Regions from separate parts of the Mus musculus genome. Here region 2 is linked to region 1. Evidence: chromatin contacts called from ENCODE Hi-C data. All regions are on one chromosome and are shown on one strand. Each heading gives the region's core, a stretch centred on a gene start or an enhancer-like site at or near the end of the contact. The rest is flanking DNA. Distances are from core to core; before and after follow the strand shown. Region 1 has its middle 13 kb from the start of Cdc42. Region 2 holds the start of Eif4g3 (eukaryotic translation initiation factor 4 gamma, 3).

Region 1 (2,700 bases), core at 108-2,607:
GATATGACTCATATAAAGTCACCCCTGGATGGGGCTAAGAGGGTGACTCAGCTGTGAAGTCCTTGTCAGGCAATCATGAGAATTGGAGCTTAGATTCCACAGCCCATGTAAATGCCAGGTGGGCATGGGAGCCTGCTTGTAATTCCAGTCTCATAAGGCAGAGACCACAGGCAGCAGAGACAAGCCTTATTGGTGAGCTCTGGGTTTGAGGGAGAGACCCTACCTGGATCAATAAGATGGGAGAGCCCTGGATGGTGATTCCTGACATCAACCCTCCCAAGACAACATGCACACATACACATGTGTATGTGCATCCACCCACATGCAAAAACATGCATCTATGAACACCTGAACACCACACAAACACTCATGAAAAGAAAAATACTGGTTAAGAACTTCTGGCTTAGTGGAGAGAAAATTCAAAATGGACACTGGAGGGGATGATGGAGGATAGCTAGATCTCAGATTTGGTGTATGTGCGCGTGTGTGCGTGTGCGTGTGCGTGTGCGTGTGTGTGTGTGTGTGTGTGTGTGTGTGTGTGTGTGTGTGTGTGTTATTAGGGACTGAAGTTAGGGCTCCTGAATTCTAGGTAAGACTTCTTCTGATGCTGAGCCATACCCCAACCCAAAGTTCATTTTTGTTTTGTTTTGTTTTGTTTTGTTTTGTTTTCAAGACAGGGTTTCTCTGTATAGCCCTGGCTGTCCTGGAACTCACTTTATAGACCAGGCTGGCCTCAAACTCAGAAATCTGCCTGCCTCTGCCTCCCGAGTGCTGGAATTAAAGGTGTGCGCCACCATGCCCGGCGATTTCATTTTTAATTTGTTGGTGGTGGTGTTTTTTGTTTTTTTCTGAGACAGGGACCACTATGTAGACCAGGCTAGCTCTGAACTCAGAGATCTGCCTCCTTTTCCTAGAGAGTGCTGGGATTAGAGGTGTGTGCCACAGAACCAAAGCAGAGCTTGCTTTTTTAAAAAGAGGAAATAGATTTGAGTCAAGCGTGGTGGTAATGCATACATATATAATCTCAGGATTTGGGAGGCCCAGGCAGGAGAATCGTTTAATTGGGGCCTTGCTTACAGCTTTAGAGAGTTAGGCAGGTGGACAGGCATGGTGGAAGAGAAGTAAGGGAGAGCTACATTCCTGATCCACAGGCATTAGGCAGAGAAAGAAACCTACAGCCACCCCCAGTGACACACTTCCTCCAACAACTTGCTGGGGGGTGCTTTCCTGCGCATAGGTGGATACCAGGTCCCCGCTGCCTGCCTGGGAGGAGTCCGGCTCCAGAGGTCGCAGGGGAGGGGCCTTAAGGAAGTCCACCGTGATGGGGCTGGGACTGTGATCGCGGATGGCCTTCCCGGAAGTGTCACGTGTAATCGGTTTCCATGGGCAGCTCAGCACAAGGCGCTGGACAATGGTCTTACTTCAGCTCACATTCTCTTTCTGCCCTCTGCCATGCACGTAGTGGACTTTCTCCCCGCCCCCCCCCCTTTCCCCGCTCCCGCCGCCGCCCCTTTATCTCCCACGGACTCTGCGGCCCGGCCCGACTCCTTGTTCATCTATTCATTCTCTCGCTCTCTTTTTTTAATAGCTGGAATTTCACTAGGATGCTCGTACTAGCCTCTAACTCCCAAGCTCGAGATCCAGCGCCAGCTTTTCCTGCCCCCGCCTTCTAAGAAGTCGGGACTATGGCTTGTGTTACTATGCTAAGATTTCTTTCTTGGCATGTGCTCCTCATGCATTATGCTTCTGTAAAGAATCTCTTTCCTTGCTTTCCACGCTATTTGAGGCAGAACATCTTATTGACTTTCTGCTGCGTATGACAGGGTAGTGGGCACAAGGACTTCCAGAGATTTCCCTGTCTCCTGATCCCCCCTGGCCATAAAATGATGGGATTACAAAGAGGCATTGCTGCGACTGTCTTTACCTGGGTGCCAGGGGTCCAAACTCAGGTCCTCATGCTTGCTTGAAAGCACTTTACCCACCGACCCATCTTCCCATCTCACTTTTTAGCTTTAATTTTTTGTTTGTTTGTTTGTTTGTTTTTTGAGACAGGGTTTCTCTGTGTAGCCCTGGCTGTCCTGGAACTCACTTTGTAGACCAGGCTGGCATCGAACTCAGAAATCTGCCTGCCTCTGCCTCCCAAGTGCTGGGATTAAAGGCATGAGCCACCACGCCCAGCTCTTAGCTTTAATTTTTATTTATGATTAGTATGTGAGCACATGTGCAGAGGTCAGAAGACAACTTGGTGGAGTTGGCTCTTTCCTGTCACCTCTACAGAGGTCCTAGGGATTGAATTTAGGTTGCACGTTTGTACAGCTAACACCCCCACTTTTTTTTTTTAGAGGAGGGTGGTTATTTAAGACATGGCTTCTCTGTGTAACAGAGCCCTGGCTGTCCTGGACTCTCTTTGTAGATCAGGCTGGCCACAGACTCGCAGAGTCCTCTTGCTTCTGCATCCTAAGTACTGAGTACTGGGATCAAAGGCATGTGCTGGTGGCAAGCACCTTTTCCAGGGAAACACCTTGCTGGCTCCTCTGTTTTTGTTTTTGAGACAGTCTCATAATAGCCTCATGGTGGTCTTGAACTTGCTATGTAGTCATAGGTGACCTTGAAGTCCTTATCCTTTGGCCTTGTCCTAGGATTACGGGTGCCAGCAGCACCTCCAGCTTTCTTTTCCCCTTCTCCCCACTTTCTCTCCTT
Region 2 (2,700 bases), core at 11-2,510, 620 kb before region 1:
TTAGCCGGCTCCACCACAAGCCACAACACAACTCTAATTGCTTAAAAAAATAAAATACGATAAAATAAAATAAAACAAAACACTAGCGGGGGGGGGTGCTTTTTGTACACTTGCAGTAAAGACTGAAGACCCAACTTACCTCAGGAATGAGCTGATTCGTTTCCAACAGAAAATTTAGCAATAAACTTTGCTATGAATCCTAAATAATAATTAGAGAGGCTACCGAGCCCCGCAGAAGGCAGGGCCTCCCAACAGTCAGAAAAGCCTTGCCCGCAGGGCTGGTCCTAGGCACCAGCAAATTCTGCCCAAGAAAGGGGAGGGAGCAGCCAAGGGCAGGGTTCCCCCCAGATCCACAAGAGCTGCAGAGGCACGGCCCGGTGGAGCTAGTAGTGTTCACGGTACCGCAGAGGGTCCCGGGGTCCCCAGCAATGCTGTCACCGGTGCACCCCAAAAGCTCGGGTCAAGCCGGGAGCAGAGCGGCTGCCCGTCCCTTTTCTGGCCGGGCTATGACGGCAGGCAAGGAGGTTCCCACCGAGGGTCGCTCTGGACCGCCGGAAGGTGAAAAGGATACTGTTGGGGCGCCGGGGTCTGGAGGGCCCTGATGTTCGGGTGAGGAGGGGCCGCCGCTGCCGCTACTGCCGCCGCCGCCGCCGCTGCCGCCGGATGAGGAGGCGGTACCGCCGCCGCCGCCGCCGCTCCGGTGCCGGGTCCGGTTCCTGCTGCAGCCGCTGAGCCTGATTTCAGAGCCGGTTTCTGCGGTAAACTCATGGCAAAGCGAAGCCACCAACCCCCCCAGAGCGGGACCGGGCGCGCCGGGGTGCAGGGGCCGGGGGCAGCGGAGGGGCGGGATGGGGGCAGACCCGGGGAGGCGGCGGGAGCGGGGGGCCGGGGGGAGGCTGGGAGGAGGAGGAGGAGGGGGCCGGGACCGGTCACACACGCCCTCCGCCGCCGCCGCCTCCGCCGCCGCCGCCGCGGGCAGCAGCAGCCGCCCCGCGGGCCAGCACCACCGGCTGCCGGTCTCCGTGACAACGCGACCCCGGGGAGGGGGGGGCCGGACCCGGCAGGGGCAGGAGGCGGAGAGACCGGACCTTTCACGGCAATATCCTCATGGGCCGGCGGCGGGGGGTCTCTGTCCCCCTCCCCGGGGGAAGCGGCGCCCTTCTCGGTAGCGGGGCTCGGGCGATGCGGACGGATTTTCTTCACTCAACGAGCAGAGCATCCAACATGGCGCTGCGGCCGCCTCCAGCAGTCCGGCAGGACGGCCGCTCGGAGCTTTTCGGCCCTTTTCGGAAGGACTCGGCAGACCGAGGGTGGCAAGCTCTCTCGGCTATTTCCGGAGACCGCGAGCGGCCGGGCTTCTTCGGGAGCGCTCGGGAGCGCCTTCGGCCGCTGTTCGGGAACGCCGCAGGAGCTGACACTCTTTCTCGGGAAAGATCGGTGATCCGGGACGGCTGAGGATCTCCGCGGCGCGGTGCGGAGCTGAGGGAGAGACCGAAGGGCACGTCTGTAGGGAGAGAGCTCAGCCTCGAAGAACAATAGTAACGGCACCCGAGGCCGCGGTCCGTCGAGACCTGCCAAGCAAGCGTCGAGAGGCGGCGGAGCGGAAAAACCGAGGCGCTGCGGAGGGAACCGCTAAGCCAGAGCACAAACCGACAGTTAGGAACCCGCCCGCCTCAAGGACTTATTAACATAACAGATGCCACTCGCCGGCCCTTGACGTCGCCAGCCATGGGCATTATGTCGACACGTCGTCCTCAGATGCCCAAAGTGCGAAATGGAACGAGGAGCCCCATTTTGCAGAGGAGGCCCCGGAGAAGAAAAGTGACTGCCCCAAGGTCGCCTGGCTGGGAAGGGATGGAGCGGATTCAGAAACGGGATCCCACCTTCTCTAGGATGAACCTTACCCTTCTAGGATGCAAAATGGCCTGCCTTGCCAGAAACTGACCCTAAGCTCTGTAGAGTGGATATCTTCCCACAGTCTTCCCCAAGACTGGAGGGGCCTTTGACTACAACCTGTAGTCGGCTGCCCATCTTCTTTTGCTTGGCTAACTCCTGTGGATAAGGTCTCCTCCCCCCACATCCATTCACACTTTGCACACCACACCTGCGCCCCTCAATAGAGGCATTGTCCCCAGGACACAGTAACATTGACAGAAAAGGAGTCGCAGACACCTCCGAACTGTGCAGATATGGAGTACTGCATTAGCTCATATAATCCCAAGAAATAGGTAAATACCTATTCTTACAAATGAAGACTCTGGGGTCCAAAGAAGTTTAGCTATCATCTACACTATTAAAAAAAAATTTTTTTTGAGGCAGCTCAAAGCTGACAGGAGACTTTGCCAAGGTCACATGACCAACGTGGACAGAGGTAAAATTAGTGTCCTGTGTCCTGTGTGCTTGAGTTGCAAACGTTAGGACCCAAGTGCAGACTCCAGAATTCACTCAGGAAAAGTCTGGTGTGCGAGAGGTGTATACAGTCCCAGCATTGAGGTGAAGACCAACAGTTCCCTGAGGCTCACTGGTCACAGCCCACTCCATCTGATGAGTTCCAGGCCAGTGAGAGACCCTGTCTCCAGAATAAAAGGTGACAGCACCAGAAGAAGACACCTGAGGTTGTCCCCTGGTCGCCATACACATGAACATACAAACAAGATTAGTGTCCTGACTCCTGCTACATTGGTGGGTTTCAGAGTTGGG

What was found. A loop is a pair of places that touch in the nucleus more often than their neighbours do.
Region 2: a map of T-helper 1 cell shows a loop between it and region 1 (3-fold over the local background). The contact joins the promoter of Eif4g3 here to the enhancer-like site in region 1. A Hi-C loop is called at or near these places in 1 of 37 maps with a recorded cell type or tissue (T-helper 1 cell).

What each region holds. Positions count from the first base shown.
Region 1 is chr4:137,369,133-137,371,832 of GRCm38, reverse strand. No RefSeq gene overlaps it. Among named protein-coding and RNA genes, the nearest start is that of Cdc42, 13 kb to the right of the region's middle. Within about 2 kb of position 1,357, at least 1 of the 3 ENCODE cell types and tissues checked has a DNase peak (open chromatin) inside an H3K27ac peak, as active enhancers do.
Region 2 is chr4:137,992,016-137,994,715 of GRCm38, reverse strand. Eif4g3 (eukaryotic translation initiation factor 4 gamma, 3) reads right to left here and starts at 1,260. Exons shown (of 35, transcript NM_172703.3): 1 at 1,089-1,260; 2 at 572-734.